Linked DNA regions of Homo sapiens: region 1 is linked to region 2. The links are chromatin contacts, found by Hi-C or POLR2A ChIA-PET in ENCODE. All regions are on one chromosome and are shown on one strand. The core of a region is the stretch at or near the end of the contact, and the rest is flanking DNA. Distances in the headings are between cores, read along the strand shown. Region 1 overlaps HIVEP3 (HIVEP zinc finger 3). Region 2 overlaps HIVEP3 (HIVEP zinc finger 3).

Region 1 (5,197 bases), core at 98-2,597, 230 kb before region 2:
TGAAGAAGACCTCCTCCAGCCTGCTCACTTTATTCCCCACATGCCTCCCACCCTGTTTCTTTTCAGGTAATGAACTCTAAAACACAGCCATTCGTGGTGGGGACGTGAAGTCTCTGTTCCCACCCAGACTGTGTGCTGCTTGGTGGCAGGAACTGGCTGCTGTGTTTGTCTTCCCAAGGACAACTTTACACAGTTCTGCGTGAAATCTGTGCTCAGCTGTAAGTAGTTAGTAGCCAGTTGCTGGAGTGAACTGAACTCTTGGAAGAAAGGATAAGAAATTACTGTTTGCATGAGACTTGTCATTAAGGTTATCACTTAAGGAAGAGTGGAAACAGTTTGGGAGTAACTGGGTCAGAGGAGGTGATTTCTGTAACATGAGGACACCTTATAGCCAAGAGCCTCGTTGCCTGGAACATTAAAGTTTGGTCAATGAGAAATTGGCAGTGCAGCCCATGAAGACTGAGAAAGGAGACCTTCTCCAATCTTGGGAATCCATCCAAAGATCCCAATACCATCCACCCCACCTTCTTGGCAAGGGAAGAAGTATAGGCCCTGCTTTTGGGAGTGGAGTGTAGAACCCACCCTAAGGACATGAAGAAGCCAGGGCCTGGTCATAAGAGGGAAGCTGGCTTCTCTGATATTCCTGTCTCTGGGATTCTGGCCTATCCAAAGCATTTGGGCCAAAAGTGAGGGCTTCCGGCTTGTTTCTTACACCTGCCCCTGGCTCAGGGCCGATGACGGTGTCCCTGTGTCCCTCTGTGGCCTCTCACAGTGGTCTTCTCCTGGGCTTCCTGTTGGCTGCCCTGCTCATGGCTGTGCTGTGGCTGCTGGCAGCCCCACGGGGCTCTGAGGAGCCCATGCCAGCACCTTAGGGCTTCTGCTCTTGAGCCGGGGCTCCCACGCAGCAGCCTGGGGTCTGAGAGTGCTGGTAGAACTAAGGAAGGCAAAACAGCAAGACTGAATGGAGATGCATGCCGAGAAATTTCACCTATTTGGATCTCTCCAGAGCCTATGTGGTCTTATCAATAATCATTTAATAGCAACTTATATTATTTTACTATTTACAGAGAGTGTCCACATATGTTAACTTCCTTGATCCTCACAAACACCCTATCCCTTGGGTATTTTCTACCAGCCCCATGAGGCTCAGAGAGATTTACATGACTTTTTGAGGGTTTGAACCCAACTCTTTGGTCTCAAAAACATCTCATTCCAGTACACCTCATTGCCTCCCAAGCCCTGTATCCAGGAAGACCTGACTCACCAGCATGCTTTCTGTGCGAAAGGACACCAGAGCTGAGAAGTAAATCGACACCACCCCCAATCCCTGCAACTTCCTCTTCTCTGTCCTGTCATTGAGAACACCAGCCTAAGGGCACGTTTTTCTCCTTCCACGTTCTATTAAAGCTCAGTAGTCTAACTCCTACTATTGAAAATGAGAGAAACAGGAAGGAAAGTCTCAAATTCCAACTTTGGAAACCACGTTGAAAGAAGGTGCTCTCATCTGGACATGATGGTTCACGCCTGTAATCCCAGCACTTTGGGAGGCCGAGGCTGGCAGATCACGAGGTCAAGAGATTGAGACCATCCTGGCTAACATGGTGAAACCTTGTCTCTACTAAAAATACAAAAATTAGCCAGGTGTGGTGGCACGTGCCTGTAGACCCAGCTACTTGGGAGTCTGAGGCAGGAGAATTGCTTGAATCCAGGAGGCAGATGTTGCAGTGAGCCAACATCATGCCACTACACGCCAGCCTGGCAACAGAGCAAGACTCTGTCTCAAAAAAAAAAAAAAAAAAAAAAAAAAAAAAAAGAAGAAGAAGAAGGTGCTCTCTCATCATTCTTCTGTACATTCATTTGTTCATTAGACAGATATGTATAGAGAATCTGCTGTGTCCCAAGCACTGTTCTAGGTGCTGCGGTTATAGTGGTAGACAGAAAGGTAAAGTTCCTGCCCTCTCGAAGCTCACATCCTACTTTCAGGGGGTAATGAGCAAGTAGATGATGAACAAATGTTTTATATAGTTCTAGGGCTATAAGGAGTGTAGAGAAGGCTGATGAGATGCAGTGTAACTGGCAGGAGGGGAGTGAGAACTACTTGGGTAGATGATCAGGAGATACTCTGCAAGAGGAAACATACAGAAGGAGCCTGACATGAGAAAACTGGGGCAGCAGTTTTCCAGGAAGAGGGACCAGCACAGGTCCAAGTTGAAACTCAGAATGGAATTTTAGGAAATTATATTCTTCATGATGGTTAGATCCTGTGGGCTATCATCACTGCAGTTCAACAATGTGGTGCCTAGTAGGAAGAGTTCTCCCAGGAACCCTCCACGTGTGCTATGGGATTTCTGAGAAAACCAGTTCTGAGTTCTAGGCAGTGGACTCACAGTTGAACTTGGAGGGAACCAAGAATTGCTTCCATCATAGCCTTACTAAGAAATGACCATGGCATGGCCTGAGTGCTTCGGCATGGAGGACCAGAAGGGGAAGCCCTAATTTGCCAGTTGCAGACTCTTGAGCCTTGTGACTCTAATGACGACAAAAATTAGGAGATTTTCTAGGACTCCACGTTTGCGATTTTGAGAGTAGTGCTGCTGGGGTTCCTGGTTTGGGTTCTATTGATTGTTTCATTGTTTCTGTGTGCAAGTTACCCTCTCTAAGCTTAGTTTAATTAATATTATATTAAGTGAGGTAGTTAGATTATATGAACCCTAAGGCTCCTTTTATTCTTAACCTTAAAATAAAAACATTTTGTAAACAGTTTTTCTTTGTGTGTGTGGTGGCCTTTTCTGTGCCTCTGCTTTGGATGAGGTTACAGGGCTGAGTGCGAGTGAGTCATTAGTGGTTCCTTTGATATAAGACAGGTGATACTATTGAACACTGTTGGTGGTAGACCAGTGGTTCTCAAAGTGTGGTCTCTGGACCAGCAATAGCTGGGCTTGGGAACTTGTTAGAAACTCTAGCTGTCAGCCTCCACCCCAGACCTACTGATTAAAAAACCGTAGGAGTGTAACCAAAACTCTGTGTTTTAACAAAGTCTACAAATGATTCTGATGCATGCTAAAGTTTAGGAACCACTAGAGTAGAGTATGTGCTTTAAGATTTGGGTCTACCGGCCAGGCGTGGTGTCTCATGCCTGTAATCCCAGCACTTTAGGAGGCCAAGGTGGGTGGATCCCAAGGTCAGGAGTTTGAGACCAGCCTGGCCAACATGGTGAAACCCCATGTCTACTAAAAATACAAAAATTAGCTGGGCATGGTGGTGCATGCCTGTAGTCCCAGATACTCGGGAGGGTGAGGCAGGAGAATTGCTTGAACCCAGGAGGCAGAGGTTGCAGTGAGCCGAGATTGCGCCATTGCACTCCAGCCTGGGCGACAGGGCAAGACTTGGAAAAAAAAAAAAAAAAGATTTGGGTCTACCACTGATGGATCCTTACATTCCAGTCACTGTCATGGTCACAGCAAGTAGTTGCATGTCTGTGCAAATATTGCAATAAGATGTTTATTCAGCTTGGCTTGGTGAACAGTCCTGTGACTCTAAAGCAGAAAATGTTCCTGGCCTGTGCTAGGACTGGACCCACACTCTCCTCCTTGGTATTATGTCCCATCCACTCCTCTAGGTGAGCATCTGCATGGAGGAGGGGTTAGCAAGGAGGCAGGCTGCTTCCAGAAGTTGTGACAGAGTGCTGTTGGATGTGCTTCTGGGGAGACTGATGTAATTGGAGAAGTTTGTGCATGGTTAGTTTCCACACATTTTTAAAGTATGAAACTGTCTTGGGTTTCTAAGTCCTTGGTAGATATATCTGCGTGCATCTGTCGTGAAGATCAGTGGTGATGAAAGGTCTCAGGTGCCATAGAATAAGCAATCTGGTGACCCTGCTGCACACTGAGTTTAGAGTTCTGATTCAGTTTGGTTTCCCTTATCTAAATGTCCACTCGTGAACTAGAATGAGGTGACCAGATGGTCCAGATCACCCAGGACTGCCCCGTGTTTCCCCTTCCTGTCCCTCTCAGTCTGGTGTCTCGGATTTGTTCCTGTGTTGCCCACTCCTGCTGGATCTTGTCCAGTCGAGGGACAAACGTCCTGAAGAATGGGAAGAAAGGAGGTTCTGAAGGCACAGATTCCAATACCATGCCAGAGGTTGAGGACACTGGTGCTTGAAGGGAAACTGGCACACTCTGGAGCCCCAAGAAGAGCTGGAGCTGGAGGCATGCGGCCCACGAAGGGTAGAAGTAAGTTCATTTCTCTGGTAGGGCTTAGGGGAGGGGTAGTCACAGGTAGGGCTTGGGATGTGGGGCTGGGATGGCTCCTACAGGGCCAGAAGGCAAAGAAAGGGCAGCAGATGGGCACAGCAGGGACAAGGGTGTGGTGAGGAATCTGACTGCTCCAGCCCAAGCTGGCATGGCCTCTCTGCTCTCGCCTTCTGCCCTCTTTCTGTAATCTTTCATCTCTGAGGATGTTGGGCCATTCCTGGGTCCCTCCTTCTTCCTGCAATTCTCTCTACCCTTCCACCCTGTTGCCCTCTCCCCTCCCTCGCTTCCTATTGTGTCCTGCCCACTGCCGATTCCATCCTCCTTATCTCATGTCTATCCATGATTGACATGATGGAAATGGCACAGTAGAGTCCAATGGTGATAAGCACTCTCCGTGTTTGCAGGTACCAGCCATGACCAAGAGCCCTTCACATCATCTGGCAATCCATCCAGAACCCACTGAATGGAGGACAGCACAGCGAGGTCTTTCTCATTTTGTAACTGCAAAAGCTGGAACAAGAGCCAGAGAAGCCAAAGAAGCAGTACAAGTCCAACAGCTTTTAGAATAACCCTGAGAAAATGGTTGAATTTTGACCAGTTTTGCAATTGGATACTATGAGAAGAGACCTTCCCTCCTGCACTGGATTTCATCATCATACCTGGAGGCCATTCCTCATGGGACTTTGGCCATCTCATATCCACCTTTAAGCATGTTATTCCCATTTCAGCTGTGGTAGCTCTGGGTATCCTTCCCTAGGAGAAAATATTAATCTTTTCTCCCTCTGAGTTCTGGATTAAACTGTCTTATCTGAAACTGGGTCACTTTAGGCTAGAAGCACCACTAGACATTCCTGTTCTCAGAAGTTGCCAAGTTCATGTCATATCTGTTTCATTGTTAACGGGATCCACTTCTGCAAGAGGCTGCCTGGCCAGATCAGTGTGTC
Region 2 (5,363 bases), core at 2,769-5,268:
TGTCTCTCCATGAGAGGGGCTCCCCTCTAGGCAGGGATTCGGCCTTCCTCTTCTGTACACCCAGCAGGGTGCTGCTGTATAGGTTTCTGCAGGTGCTCAGTAAGCATTTGTTATTGAACCCAAGGATCTGCAAGATGGATGGTTGGCCTCAGGGAGCTCACAGTCAGCTTAGAAAGCTAGGATATGAGCCAGTCAAAAGCCAGCCAGCAATCCAGGCAGGAAATGATGATGGTCTGTGTGTTTGGCCCTAACTGATGTCAAGTGGAGATTCTGAGCTTGATAGAGGAAGGTGAAGGCATTTGAGTTGGATGTTGCAGGGTGGGAAAGAGACTTGCAGAGATAGGGAGGTCAGGAAGTCTTTCCAAGTTGGGGAAGTCATAAGAGAAGAGCAGGGCTGACCAGGCCTGGGGGCTTAGGCCTGTAATCCCAGCTACTTGGGAGGCTGAGGCAGGAGGATCACCTGAGCCGGAGAGTTTGAGACTAGAATGGGCAAGGTAGTGAGACCTCATCTCAAAAACTAGAAAAATAAAAAATTTAGCCAGATGTGGTGGTCATACTCCTGTAGTCCTAAATATTGAGACTGAAGCGGGTGGATGGCTTGAGCCCAGGAGACGGAGGCTGCAGTGAGCTGTGATTATACCACTGCACTGCAGCCTGAGGGACACAGCAAGACCCTGTCTCGAAAAACAAAACAAAACAAAAGAAGAAGAAGAGCAGGCTCATTGCTGAGCTCAGGGTGGGGAGTGGACAGAGCAGTCTGGCCACGGCTGCAGGCCCTCCCTTGGGAGACAGAGGGGGCCAATGCTGGAAAGCAGGGCGAAGTTTTCATCAATGAGTTGGGGGTGGTGAGGAAGCTTAGACTTTATCCTGTGAGCCAGAATTTCTCCATGTGTGTCCACATACCCTCCCATAACAGAATTACCTTGAGTTTCTTTAAAATGCAGATTCCAGGGCTCTGTCCCATACTGGGGGCCAGGAGGCTGAAGGGGGTCAAGGCCGTGGTCTGTGGGAGGAAGAGGCTGCACCATGGCTATGGGTGCACCACAAGTATTATTCAGACTGGTGTCACCTGTAGGAAGCCGGGTGATGCCTTTCCCAGCTGGACTGGGGACAGGTGAGGCGGGAATGAATAATCCTCCCAAAGGGCAATTGGGAACACCCAAGCTCAAACGTGGCAAGTGACTTGCCCAGGGTCACACTGTCAATTACTTGCAGGTGTGGGGCTGACCAGTTATGGAACAGGCTTCCTCTCCCAATCTCAGGGCCTCGGGTGGTCCTCGAGGTGCCGCAGGTGGAAGAAGAACAGGCCAAGGCAAATGCCTCCGGTACCCAGCACTGCCTGGTGCACAGTAGTGGTTGATCAGTAATTGTTGAACCAATCAGGGTTTCTGTTTGCTTGAAGGAAAGGGTAGGAGTGGAGGGTGAGTGACTGGGTGAATGGGTGCTATGAGGACAAAGGAGAGTGGAGTTTAGAGGTAGCACTAGTGTCGCAAGCCTGAAGGTTTACCAGAGACAGAGGGGTGAAAAGATGAGTGGGGCACTAAGCATATTGAATGTGAGAGCTGCTGGAAATGCAGGATTGGGGCGTGCTGGGTGGGGCAGGTGATGTGTGCAGCTGTGGAAGCTGCTACCAAGTCAAGGTGAGCAGTGCAGAGAGAGAAAAGCAGGGGATTAGAGACCAAAGCTTGAGGACTGAGTACAGGCATCTAGGAAGAAAAAGCTTGGATGGAAGAGTCAGAGAAGTGCTCAGACAGGTGAGAGGAGAGGTAGGGCAGGACAGGAGGATCAGAAAAGGGAGATTTGAACAGCCAAATCACCTAGGCCACTTAGTTTGGGCTGCTCTTTAGAATAAAGCCAGCTATCCTAAAAGAAACTATGTCATGGGTAAATAAAAATGTCAATCAAACTAAAACTGAAATCACGAGAAAAAATTTCTGTTTGCTTGAGGTTTGTGCTCCTGGCCAGCGTAGCTGCAGGTGTGGGAAAGCGAGTGGAAACTGGACCCACCTGTGCCACCTGTCAGGACAAGCCCTGCTGTCTTGCCTCTGTTCGGGCTCTGTTTGGCATGCCTCCCTGGGGTCGTTTCAGTGCTCCCAAGCCTTTGTCCTCTTCTCCTGTGTCTGCCTTAGCACCTTTCCCCCTTTCCTTCCATTTCTTTTATTCATTCAACAGATATTCAAAGGAACTCAGCTGCAGCCCCCAAACCCCTGCAGAGCCTGTGAGTCACCCACTAGAGAGCTTGAAACATGGAGATGGAGATTCCTAGACGTGCAAATTCAGGATGCCTAAAAGCAGGGAGTGGCCAGCCATGCCTAGGTGCTCACTGCAGCCTAATCTGAGCAGCCTCTCTGGGGCTACCTCTGCGAATTTCCTATTTTGGAGCTGCTCTACCGGGGCTGGTTGGGGTTGGGGGACTGAGGCCCAGGTGTCTGGGTGTTTATTCCATATGGCTCCAAAAATATAGCATTCGGACAGCCTCCCAGCTGACCTCCCTGGAGCCCTGGCTCTCCCTCTGCTGAGCCTACATATGCCACCAAACTCATCCCTTCCCCCACTCCTAACACCCATACCAGTCAGGTGACACCCCAGCCACCATCACCATCCTCATCCATCCTCAAAGAGGTAGGTCATCCTTACCTTCGGCCCTACTTAGACATAAGGGGCCAAGCACCATTCTGGGTGACAAAGCACAAAACACCTGCCTCTTGGAGTTACATTCTGGTAGGGAAATAGACAAACATATCGTCACTACACACACATGCACACTCTCTATAGACTGTATATTTTGTGAGATCTTAAAAACATAAGTGTATGTAAAATAAATGTAAATATATTATCTTCTTAAGTAACATACATAGTATGTGACAAGGTGGCAGTCAGGAAAGGAATAGGGGGCACGGGGCTGGCAGGTTGTCAAGGTTTTGAAATCAGGCAGTCAGGACGGGTGGAGAGTAAAGACCTGAGGGAGGCGAGGAGCAAGTGCTGGGGGTATCAGAAAAGAGTATTCCAGGCGGAGGCAAGATCAGCCTGCTGGGAACAGCAAGGAAGCTGGTGTGGCTGGAGGAGTGGGGGTGGGGGCACAGGAGCAGAGGAGGCTGGAAGGGAGAGGCAGGCACAACATCCAGAAGCCCTGGGAGGCCTGAGCAGAGGAGTGGGCTGTCCTGCCGAAGGAGGCTGTGGAGGCTGCCCTGGAGGGGGCGGGGGCAGCAGCCCGAGGCCAGCTAGGAGGCAGTGATGTGACAGATCAGGAGGTGATAGAGTCACACACCAGGGTGGCAACTGCGGGGGCCATGGGAAGGGGTCTGATTCCAGCTCCATTTTGAGGTCAAGCCAACATGATTTGCTGACAGATGGGACGTGAGGTATAAGAGAAAGAGTTCTGAGAGGGGAGCCAGGCTGACACATCTGTTCAGTCTTCTCTCAGACTAGTCAACTTCTTCAAGCCTCAGTTTCCTCATCTGGAAAATGGGCCAGGTGGATAGATAACTTCCAAGGTCCCTTTTGTCTTGGGAAACTCATCCTTGAGCTCAGGTCACTGGGGCCTGGGGTGGTCAGGGAAGGCTTTGAACAAGTGAGTAGAACTCGGGCTTAAGAAAGGACTTAGACCAGACACCACCGAAAGGGAAAGAACGGGACAGGGGCACCCAGGCAAAGGGTTGCAAGGCCTATGAGTGGTGCCCGAGGATGGCAGGCAGACGCTGCTGTCAGAGCACTGGGCCTCGGTAGGAGGCTGCCAGGAGCCACAAGGATGGGCACACCAGCTCCTCAACACTACGCCCTTTGGAATAAACCAGCAGGTTCAGGGCCCGAGCACATTTTGCAAACACTGAGGCCCTCAATTTTCAGCATTTTCAGATGGACATGCTTAGGCAGGAAGGAACAAGGCTTGGCTCCTGGCCTGGGGAGAGTTAACCTCCTGGCCCGGCATTGCATAACCGCAGAGTCTGCTGAGCGCAAGGAGACTCTTCTGTGTGGCAGCCAGAGTGGCAAGCCTGGTGGCTCCGGGCTCTGGCACCATCCCGCAGCGGAACAAACAGCCCTCCCTTCCCAGATAATGGCCCTCATTGAGCATTGTGTCCATGGCCAGCACCCAGCACAGGGCAGCTCAGCCTGGGTAAGTTTCCTCTCTTGGCTGCTTAGCAAAATATTTACACTACGCCTTTCTAGTAAGATGGTTCCTAGGAACCAGCAGGCAGAGAGAGCTGGGGAAATGCACCCACCAGTGACCCTGGTCTCAGCTTAGGGAAATGCTGCCACACACCCAATGACATGTGAGCCTGGTGCGGTCATTGCCCTCCAGGGCTCTTTTGTAAAAGAAGACACTGAACTAAAAGATGCTTAGAAGCCTGTCCAGTTCCAAAGCCATTGGCATCTTCTCTAATTAAAGAGTGAACTCCAGTTTCTTATGATGTGGGAGTAGAATTTGGCTGGTCTTTAATATCTCACAAAGGGTCTCTTTCTCAGGAAGGCATGTGTGTGATTTGGGAGAGGTGAAGATGAGAAGTCTGAATCCTACCTACTTGGTTCTCTCCCGTGCATCATGGATGTCAGGAAACACTGTTGATATCTCCTGTGCACTGTCAATGTCCCTCTCTGTGTGTCTTTGAATGGGGAGCAAGGGGCATAAGCCAGATCACCCCAGGCGGTGCCGCACTTTAAGAGGTATCTGGACCAGCCCTCAGGAGCATGCAGCCCTTGTCAGAGGAACTTTTGAAGAAACTGGGTAACAGAATACTTGAGAGACAGACTTGCTGTCCTCAACCACCCCAGGGGTTGTCTGGAGAAAAAGGGTCAGAGATGTTCTGTGTGGTCCTCGGGACAGAATCAAAACCAGTGAGTGAAAATGACATGGCTCATTATTAGGACGATGGCCCAAACAATAGGCCCCATAGGTATTTTAACCAAAAACACACACATTGATCCATGTTTCCACTTCTGGAAATCCGGCCTATGGAACAATGAATGCATCAGTCTGTAAAGATATGTGTATAAAGGATGTTTATGGCAAAATTCTAGTAGGAAAACTTACAAAAAATATACAAACTTAACAGTAAATTTAAAGGTATTCCATCCAAACCATGGTCCATCATTCAGCTGTAACAAGATTGAGACAGATCCTGTCTCTGTTTGGAAAGGCAGTACGGTAGAGTGGTTAGGAGCACAGGGTCTGAAGACAGACAGCCAGGGTTCAAATCCGGATCCCACCACTTACAAACTGTGTTGCTTGACCCTCTGGCCATTCACACTCCTCTTTGGTAAAGTAGGGATTGCAATAGTGCCTGTCCTTTAAGCTTGTTAGGAGCAGTAACTGAGTTAATTATGTGAGGTGCTTATAACTGTGCCTGGTACAGGATAACTGCTCA

What was found. Hi-C counts contacts between places; a loop is a spot of excess contacts on that map. ChIA-PET counts read pairs that join two places held with the same protein, here RNA polymerase II (POLR2A). Pooled maps may share reads with other maps.
Region 1: POLR2A ChIA-PET joins it to region 2 with 12 read pairs in activated naive CD8-positive, alpha-beta T cell. The contact joins two enhancer-like sites. A Hi-C loop is called at or near these places in 2 of 37 single-sample maps with no recorded cell type and 5 of 50 pooled maps. POLR2A ChIA-PET finds 5 or more read pairs at or near these places in 2 of 52 experiments (RWPE1 and activated naive CD8-positive, alpha-beta T cell).

The regions. Positions count from the first base shown.
Region 1 is chr1:41,847,906-41,853,102 of GRCh38, reverse strand. The region is part of intron 1 of HIVEP3 (HIVEP zinc finger 3); the gene reads left to right. Among named protein-coding and RNA genes, the nearest start is that of HIVEP3, 68 kb to the left of the region's middle. Within about 2 kb of position 1,347, at least 2 of the 41 ENCODE cell types and tissues checked have a DNase peak (open chromatin) inside an H3K27ac peak, as active enhancers do.
Region 2 is chr1:41,616,851-41,622,213 of GRCh38, reverse strand. The region is part of intron 3 of HIVEP3 (HIVEP zinc finger 3); the gene reads left to right. All of the region lies in intron 1 of LOC128125817, which reads left to right. Among named protein-coding and RNA genes, the nearest start is that of EDN2, 130 kb to the right of the region's middle. Within about 2 kb of position 4,018, at least 13 of the 41 ENCODE cell types and tissues checked have a DNase peak (open chromatin) inside an H3K27ac peak, as active enhancers do.